Linked DNA regions of Homo sapiens: region 1 is linked to region 2. Evidence: chromatin loops called from intact Hi-C (ENCODE). Cell type or tissue: adrenal gland. All regions are shown on one strand.

What was found. A loop is a pair of places that touch in the nucleus more often than their neighbours do. Peaks named below come from ENCODE experiments on the same cell type or tissue, not always from the same donor. Only the 100,000 strongest peaks of a DNase experiment are listed, where the experiment ranks them.
Region 1: a loop joins it to region 2, with 2.0 times the contacts of the local background. A loop is called at or near these places in 1 of 110 quality-filtered maps.

What each region holds. Positions count from the first base shown.
Region 1 is chr2:234,929,979-234,934,978 of GRCh38, reverse strand. It overlaps LOC105373938 (a long non-coding RNA gene), which reads right to left and starts at 2,290. Exons shown (of 7, transcript XR_007088132.1): 1 at 2,101-2,290. RefSeq lists enhancers at 1-19, 2,205-2,750. In adrenal gland, no CTCF peak of the experiment used is centred here; a DNase peak (open chromatin) is centred at 2,092.
Region 2 is chr2:234,576,905-234,581,904 of GRCh38, reverse strand. No RefSeq gene overlaps it. Among named protein-coding and RNA genes, the nearest start is that of ARL4C, 82 kb to the right of the region's middle. In adrenal gland, no CTCF peak of the experiment used is centred here; a DNase peak (open chromatin) is centred at 1,994.

The sequences.
Region 1 (5,000 bases), 350 kb before region 2:
GCAGAACACAGAAACAGGAAGTTGATGTGTGCCCAGGAAGTGAAGTGGGAATGCAGTCCTCAGGCTGGAAAACTGAGGTTTGGGAGCAGATGGAAGGGCCACAGATGGTTGTGTTATAAAGGGACAACCAGACGTAGATGGTCAGAGAGACAACACTATCGCCAGGACAGCTCTGAAAAATATGATGATAACATTTCAGAGAGTCCAGAATGGAGACGGGGCAAAACCAATAATCAAAAGATTTGTAGAATGAGCCGGGCGCAGTGGCTCACGCCTGTAATCCCAGCACTTTGGGAGGCTGAGGCGGGTGGATCACTTCAGGTCAGGAGTTCGAGACCAGCCTGGCCAACATCACGAAACCCTAATTCTACTAAAAATACAAAAATTAGCCAGGCATGGTGGCGGGTGCCTGTAATCCCAGCTCCTTGGGAGGCTGAGGCAGGAGAACTGCTTGAACCTGGGAGGCAGAGGCTGCAGTGAACCCAGATCATGCCATTGCACTCCAGCCTGTGCGACAGAGCAAGAGTCCATCTCAAAAAAAAAAAAAAAAAAAAAAAAAAAAAAAAAGATTTGTAGAATGAAATACAAATCAGACCGAAAATAGAATTCCAACATGAGGAAATCATGGCTGGAGAGGGCAGGCAGTGACCCGAGTTGAACATATGGAGATAAAGCCATGCAACTTTTAAGACACGATTTTTAAAAGTACTTTGTTGTCATTGTTGAAAGAAATGATTTGCAGAGAAATATGAAAATGATGATGTTTACAGATGCAGATTAATTTGGGTAGGGGTGGGGAGGTAAGGAAGAAAACTTCGAAATCTACTGTTTTCCTTATAAGGTTATTACAAGGCTCCTTTCCTTATTGACTTTGACAGTTAGTTTCCATTAAGTTTAAGAATACATTTTTAGGCTGGGTGCGGTGGCTCACGCCTGTGATCTCAACACTTAGGGAGGCCGAGGCGGGCGGATCACGAGATCAGGAGATCGAGATCATCCTGGCTAACACGGTGAAACTCCGTCTCTACTAAAAATACAAAAAATTAGCCAGGCATGGTGGCACGTGCCTGTAGTCCCAGATACTCGGGAGGCTGAGGCAGGAGAATTGCTTGAATCCAGGAGGCAGAGGCTGCAGTGAGCCAAGGTCACGCCACTGCACTCCAGCCTGGGTGACAGAGTGAGACTCTTCCTCAAAAAAAAAAAAAAAAAAGTACATTTTAAAATATTTTCATGTAGGCCAAGCACAGTGGCTCATGCCTGTAATCCCAGCACACTTTGGGTGGCCGTGGCAAGAGGATCACTTGAGCTCAGGAGTTTGAGACCAGTTTGAGCAACGTAGCAAAACCCTGTCTCTCTAAAAAATACAAAAATTAGGTGGGCATGGCGATGTGTGCCTGCAGTCCCAGCTACTCAGAAGGCTGAGGTGGGAGGATCGCCTGAGCCTGGGAGGCAAGTCTGCAGTGAGCTGAGATCACGCCACCGCACTCCAGCCTGGGCAATAGAATCAGACCCTGTTTCAAAACAATTTTTTTCGTGTAATAATTGTTAGATTAAAAGAATATTTACCTCACAAATCAGTACGAAAGTCTATACAGGAAAATAAAAGGGGGAGAAAAAGACCTCACTCAAACAAAACCAAACACAGCAGAGAGGAAACAATTACAGAAGCAAAACTGAAGAGAAACAATGTTGATGGGTATAAATGGGTTAATTCAATAAGTAAAAGGAAGCAAATTGAATTTAAAAACAAAAATCCAATAATAGGCTGCTTACAAATCAGACCCATGACATGATGACAGAGGGAAAGAATTAAAGGCAAACATATAGTACCAGGTACATGAGAACCAGAAAGGAAGTGAGCGGGGATATATTAGCATCAGCCGGGATTCAAAGCGAAAATCCTCCCTGGGAAAGGGGAGGTCTGCTTGCTCTGCATGATAAGGGAGGAAATCAACACTGTCTCCCTAGGGGACCTCATCCACACGCCCACAGTTAATGATCATCTATATGCTAATGATCCTTGATTCACATCTCAGGCCCAGATCCAATCTGTCACCCACCTCCATACCCCACTTCCATTTGTCTGTTTACCACCCTTACCTGACTCAAGTTTCTGCAAGAGTGACCAAGGTTCCCATCTGCCCAGGCCTGCGGGGGTTTTCATCGGCATGAGATTTTCAGTGCTGAGCTGGGACAGTCCCAGGGAAGCCAAGACGGTTGGTCAGCCCAAGTCCCTCTGTCACTGAGAAGGGGACGCCCTGTTTGCTCCATGCTGCTCAGCGCAGACTGTGATCCCAGGCTCATTTCTGCTTCCTTTGTCTCAACGTACAAGGAGGGCAAAGCCTGTGTTTGGGATTGTTTGCCTTTGTGTCTGCGCCGTCTCCCACATGCCTGACACGGAATCAATGTTGGCGGAATGAAAGAGGAAATGAATGATGGCCTAATGTCAAGACTCTTAATGTGCCGCAAAGCAGCATCAGAAAGCACAAGGCAACTTCCAAATAATTTGCTCATTTAAACATTTAAACACATTTTTTAAAAGTATAAAACAAAACATGGGCATCAGGCACGGTGGCTCATGCCTGTAATCCCAGTACTTTGGGAGGCCGAGGCAGGTGGATCACTTGAGGTCAGGAGCTCGAGACCAGCCTGGCCAACATGGCAAAAAACCCGTCTCTCCAAAACAAACAAACAAACAAACAAAGCAACGATTAGTAGCCAGTAGCCAGGTGTGGTGGCGCAAGCCTATAATCCCAGCTACTCGGGAGGCTGAGGCAGCAGAATCCCTTGAATCTGGGAGGCGGAGGTTGCGGTGAGCTGAGATTGAGCCACTGCACTCCAGCCTGGGTGACAGAGCGAGACCCCGTCTTAACAAACAAACAAACAAACAAACATAACCACATTTGTATGTGTGTGTGTGTGTGCGTGTGTGATGTTTCCTTTGGCCACCTTCTCTACAGAGATCATTCAGAAATACCTCCATCTTCTTGAACTCTCCTCAGTCTTTCATTTGTCCGCATCCACTTGTTTTGCTTCACAGAAGTTCAACTTTTGCAAGATATTTTAGTTTCCTAAGATTTTGGAATTTCTTCAACTTTGCTGAGTAAGTTTGGATTTCAAAAAAAAAAAAAAAAAGAAAACAAAACAAAACAAAAAAAAACAGAATTAAAATAGAGTGGCCATTTATTACTAACTAAAAATGTTTTTCCCCTTGATGTAGAAATTGCTCATCTTGGTATCATTTACAGAAACACTTTCTATTCCCCAAATATTTATTAATGAAATATTTTTATCTCCAAACATGCCTTCCAAATATTTACTTCTTAGCAATGCTTTTGCAAAGTTCTGTTTATAAATTGCTAGGAGAAAGTGGTGAGAGTCCCTCTTACTTCGCAGGACTAGGGTAACTTGGGTGAAAGGTTGTTTGGTTGTTGGCTTTGCTACAGAATAATAGGTTCAGTTCTGTTGTGTTTTGTGTGGTTCCAATGTTTAAAACACGTATCCAAGAATAGATGCATATGAATTTTCTGCAAGAGAGGATCTAGCTATAATAGACCCAAATAGATGAGTGAAACCTGAGAATGAGGAGAGGGATGCCTGTTATTAGTTCATAGCAAGTGAAGGCTGATGGATGCATCCAATGGCTGACTCACTAGGCACCAAGACGCATACGAACACACATATAGGACGACCCCTTGAGTTCCTCTTCCCCTTTGCAGAACTTTTCCCTTTCCTAATTGTCCACTTTGGCCCCGCCTTCGGCTGCGCAGCATGGCCTCTGTGCTATAGCTCCTGAAATTTACAGGACCATCTTGAATTTAAATATTTAGTCAGTTTTTGACTGCATGTAGCAAATTAATCCCAGTTTTTGGCTAGGAAAACGTGATCCAACACAACTGAGTGCTTTTCAGCACTTTACTTGGTAAGAAAGAATGAGTTTTCTCAACAAATCTCCTAGGAGAGGGGGACTTAAATTTTGGGTATGTCGTCGGCGTGCAAAATAAATGCCAACATCTTTTTTGGGGGTGGGTGGAGTTGTGTTACTTAAAACGATGGGGTTATTTTATTGTACAGTTTGTGCCAGCTCTGCTCAGTTGAGTGTTGCTATGCACGGTGTTTTCTACATGGTTGGTGTAGTACTCCAAGTCCAAGTAATTTGTTATTGGCAAAACGTGAAGCACCAAAGTTGGTGAATAATTTACCTTAAAACGATTCAAGCTGCTATGTCCTCGATGGAATCCTTGCTCACTTGCATTCGTTTGACTTTATTGGATGGGGGAGAAGGGTTAGAGCAACAGCCAGCAGCCAGGGGCTTTTTTCTCCTGTGCCCAGGCAGCCCCCTTGGGCCTGTGTCACACCTGTGTGCATCATCTGGTCACGTGTGACTCAGGGGAGCTCCTGCATGATGTCACTTGTTTTCTAAAAACACTTCTAGCTCTTTCCTTTCTCTATAAAGTGAAAGAGGCAGTTCTGGGAAAGGCACTTGAGGTCTGATTGGAAATGGAAACCTTTAAGCAGAGATAAAGGAAGTAGCTTATGACAAGATTTATATTTGTATAATAGTTTCAATGTACTTTATAAAACTAAATTATTTAGTGCTGATAGAGAAAGTAATGAGAAGATAATGCGAAATGAGCTCACAACCTAATGGTCTTTATTTTTAGACTTGTGTCTCTGTGTGTTCCCAACAAATCGTGCTGCCCAATTCTATTTTCTTAGGTCAATATTACCCTGTGCATGCATGCTCATCTGTGGTGAGTAGTACCAGCTAAGCACAGGAAATGTCTCCTAAAAAGCTAAAAAGAAAACCTAGAACTTAGTTTTTATTGTTGCAATACACAAATTGGATAATCTATATGCCCTTTGTGCAGTGTAGGTTAAAAATAAACAAAAAGGGCAGATGCAGTGAATCACACCTGTAATCACAGCACTTTGGTAGGCCGAGGCGGATGGATCACGAGGTCAAGAGATCAAGACCATCCTGGCCAACACGGTGAAAC
Region 2 (5,000 bases):
ATTGGCTGTGTTGCCGCGAATTCAGGGCTGGGCCATGGATTGAGGTTTAAAAAGTAGAAGGGGAAGCCTGGGGATTTCTGTGGGTGTGGGGTGGTCTGAGAGAAACCAGCGTGAGCTTCCCCTGCTGGACTTGGTGGGTGCAATGGGTGGAAATACAGTGGGGGCTTTTCCTTCTCTGCTCGGAGACAATCACCCTGTGACCCCTTTACTCCTCTGCTTAATGTCCCAGCCAAAGCCAGCAAAACGTCTCACCCTCAGATTCCAGAATTTCCGGGACTGAGGGGCTGGGGACGGGGAGGCTGCCAGCAGGAATAAATGCCCTGCAGCCGTGCATTCTGAATTTCCAATTAACAGCCAACAAGTATTTTTATTGTGTGGATTTTGTCTTTCTCTAAATGCCTCCTCCTTGGCTCAAAGCTTTGCAGAATCAAAAAGACCCCCAGAGGCCCCCAAAGACCGTTGTCTAAAGTGGATTTGGTCTCCTGTTTGTGTCTGGCAGCAAGAAAAGGGTATGACACTGATGATGAAAACAGGGAGAATTGCTTATTCCAGGCTTAAATCATTGTTTGCTGCTAAACATTTGTATTTTTGTGTTTTGTATTGCTAGGTATGTAATTGGCAAGCATGCAAATTAGGCAAGATAATGAGCTGCAATTTCTTCTACTCTAAGGAGGGTATTTGTGATTAAAAGGAATAAGAAACACTGGATATTCAAGCTACTGAATAACGCAGAGGAGCCTATTACACTTTTTAGGAAGAGGAACTCATTACTTGTTTCAATTAGCACCTGCAACAGTGGGTCTTGGCATTTTGGGGCATTCCTTGCCCTAGGTACAAGTTTAAGGAAGAAACAGAGTTAGCAAGTCTCTCCCAGCGGATAAAGAGAAATGATTTGGGGCAAGTCATTAGCAGAGTGTCTGCCCATGGATTTCCTGACATTTTCTTCAAAGGGGAAAAGAGAAACTCCTCTTGTTATTAGCTTCCGATGAGTGTGCTCTGAGCACGGCGTTAGTAAGTTGAGTGGGCATGATTCACACTCAGGCCTGGGAACCAGTCAGCAGCAAGGTCCATACAGCAGGGTGAGTCTCTGAAGTGTGACCGAGGTGCTCATGGCTATCAGAGGGGCAGCACCTATCTGTGTCTTGGAACCTTCACTGATGGGAACAAAGTCATTGCTTCCTTCAAGAGCTGCAAAGCCTTGTTGGACATCAAGAAAGCATCCTCAAAGTTCCTGGTACTTTACCAAGCATGGCCCACAGTGACCATGTGGGTTAAACATCATGGACCTGATTTTTGCCATGGAGGAGGATGAGGCTTGGAGAGGTTATGTTGCTAGTCATTGTTTGAGTACCTGGCCAGGCCCTGTGCTGGGACCCTCTGGCTCTCCCGCAGGGAGTGAGTATGCTGACAGCTACCCTAGGTTGAAGATGCTTGCCCAAGAGGAGGTATAAGAGTGGGGAAGGGAAGGGACAATGAGAACCTTGTTTAACTGGAGGAGGATGGGACAAGGCCGGGGGGAGGGAAGGAGACTCAGGAGGGAAGAGGGAATCACAAAGGTGAGCGTCTTCACCTGCTGCTGGGACCTCTCATTCATACCGGGTATGGGGGATTAGTGCCGTGAGTTAATGTGACGGGCAGAAGCAAACAGGAGCTACCGCCACTTAAGCCCCTGTGATGACTGACTGTTTTGACCCCACTGTACTCCAGTTTAGAAGTGACCTAACCAGTGATTCTCCAGAACATCGGTGCTTGAAGGGATCTAAAGGGCTCTGTGCTGAAAGATGAGCAGATTTATGGAGCCAAGAGAGGCCAGGGTGGAGTCTCGGAGGCAGAGCCAGATGGCAGGAGAGACTGGGGAGCAACTCATCCCTAGGTAGGACTGGCTGTGGCCTCTGCTTGCTACACAGCAAGCCTGCCAGTTTTCTGTCATCCAAACTGACTGCTATCATCTGATCTCCAACTCCTGTCCCCTGTTCCCCATTCTGCAGGACTGAGCTCCTGACCCTCTGTCCTGCCCTGGTCCCTGGCTCTGGGGGTGTCATCAGCTAAGACAGGTTCAGTTATGCTGCTAGAACCACCTACAGTCTAAGCCACTGGAAACAGCATGAGAATGTGTCTTGCTCACAGGACATGATGACAAGAGCCTCTGCTTCTTACAGTGACTCAGGGCCTCAGGCTAAGTCAAAACCCTCCCAGATGCTGCTGGTGGACGTGCAGAGGGGAAGTGAGTCCTGGAGGATCTTAAACCAGAGCCAAGAGCATGGCCTAGAGGTGACACTCATCCCTTCTGCTCACAACTCAGGGGCCAGAACGGGACCTCTGACCCTACTCAACACCAGGGGGCCAGGACAAACAGTCCTGAACATCCTGCCATTATCGGAAGGTTGGATATCAGGATAGTTTACTGGGCAGCCTTGCTGACCAGCACAGGTGTCTGGTGAGGCTCCTGACCAGCAGCAGCCCAAGCTCTGACAGTGCCACTTGCACAATCGTCCAGATAAGTTAAATTAACACGTCTGTGGCTCCCTTTCCTGGGCTCCCAGTGCTCCGCGGGTGTACTCGGGGGAGAGTAATAAATGGGACAGACACAGCCCTTACTCTTGAGGCGATTGCAGTGTGGTATGAAGACTTGGCAGGAGGCTGAGTGCAGGATTGACCCGTGTTTCTGTGAGACTGCAGTGGGCCTACATTCTATGCCCTGCCCCCCACCCCCTTTTTTTTTTAGTTTTTATTTTCAGATGAAGTCTTGCTCTGTCGCCCAAGCTGGAGTGCAGTGGCACGATCTCGGCTCACTGCAACCTCTGCCTCTCAGGTTCGAATGATCCTCCCACCTCAGCCTCCTGAGTAGCCGGGACCACAGGCATGCACCACCACTCCCAGCTATGTGCCTCCCCTTTTTTATAGGAGAGAAGCTTCTAGGGTTTCTCTTCACAGAGAGATAGAAAGCCACGTTGGAGCAGGTCTCCTGTGCTGCAAGGTTCAGGACAGTGCCCTTCCTTGGTTCTATAAATGTTCCCTTGCCATGTGGATATTTACTTTATTGTGCCAGGCTGGCTCAGTATGCAATGCTTCTGTTAAAACATTTCTACAAGAACTGTGTGTGTGTCTGTGTGTGTGTGTGTGTATGTGCATGAGTGTGTGCATGTGTATATGCGTGTGTGTTTGTATGTATGTGTCTGTGTGTATGTGTAAATGTGTGTGTCTGTGTCTGTGTGTATTTGTGTCTATGTGTCTGTGTGTCTGCGTGTATGTATATGTGTCTGTGTGTGTGTATGCATGTGTCTGTGTGTATGTGTATGTGTGTGTCTCTGTGTGTGTGTATGTGTGTGTCTGTGTATGTATATGTGTCTGTGTGTATGTGTGTATGTATATGTGTCTGTGTGTGTGTGTATGTGTCTGTGTGTGTCTGTGTGTGTATGTATATGTGTCTGTGTGTATGTGTATGCATCTGTGTGTGTGTGTATGTATATGTGTCTGTGTGTCTGTGTGTGTGTATGTGTATGTGTCTGTGTCTGTGTGTGTGTGTGTGTGTGTGTGTGTGTGTTTTGGGGGAGGAGGGACCTAGGTTTCAAGAAAAGGATGAAATCCTCAGATCCTTACTTCCAAGACTCTTTGTGGAGAAAACCTCTTGATGAATAATGGAGTGACTCAGTCAAGGTTCACTGGTAGAAAAGGACCCCAAGTTCACCATGAGGTCCTCATGAGAGAGGGAATCTGGGCTAATAAACTGGTTTTACCATCGGGCAATAAGGCAGAGTTTTTCAAAGTGTGATCTGCCAAGAAAGTGCATCTTCTCTCCTGATGTGACTGTTAAAATGTGCATCACCCTTTATCCTTGACATTGAATCATAATGTGCTGGGGAAGACCCTGGAAATTTGCATTTAAAAAATAAGCCTATTTCAGTGCTTCTCAGGGCCCTAAGGTTTGCACACCTCTGGCCTGTGTATTTGTGGAGTAGAGCTTGTTCTGAAACAGAGCAAAGGGCCGTGGTTGGGATGCATTGCCAAAGATCATGAAGATGAACTGAGAGCCACTCAGGGCTCAAGCCCTGGCCCACGGCAGCACTGGTAGGGATCTGGGCCACGGGGTGTTGTACACCAGTGAATAAGCCTTTACCAAGCACCACAGGGCTGATGTCCAGCAGTGGCCGCTAGTGACCGTGGCAGAAATGACAGCACTATTGGACTGATAAGGAGTTTATTTCTTTTGCATGGTCTAGCAATGGAAGCAAACACTATCAGAATAGGATGGTAATATAGTTTGGATGTTTGTCCCCTCCAAATCTCATGTCACATTGTGATCCCCAGTATTGGAGGTGGGGCCTGGTGGAAGGCGTTTGGATCATAGGGGCATCCCTCATAAATGGCTTGGTGCCCTCCCCATAGTAATCCATGAGTTACTGCTCTTTTCAAATGAGAGCTGGTTGTTTAAAAGAGCCTGGCACCTCCTCCTCTGTCTCTTGCTCCCTCTCTCACCATGTGAGACACTTGCTGCGTCTTCACCTTCCCCCATGAGTAACAGCTCCCTGGGGCCTCACCAGAAGCAGATGCTAGTGCCACGCTTCCTGTATAGCCTGCAGAACCACGAGCCACTTTTAAAAAATAAATCAACAAGCCTCGGGTATTTCTTAACAGCAACACAAAATGGACTAACACAATGGCCTCCCCAGGATAGACAACATTTGGATAATTTGCATGGGACTGGGTTTGGTCTTGTGGATTCAACAGTAAAATCTTTGATTTCCAGCTAATTAGGGAACATGCAGCTTGTCTCACTTTGGAAAAATAACAGAAGCAAATGCACTTATATCTGAGGCAGGTAAAGGGGCTCATGCCAGGCACATCTAAGCAATCTCTGTACTTGGTAGGAGGTCTTCCACTGCATGGCAATTACAAATATCTGCTTGGCTGGCTTTCAGCCTCCTCTCAGGGATAAACACATCGAGTGACCAGAGGGCTCAAATCCTACCTGCACCTGAAGTCTCTGAAACATAAGCTCT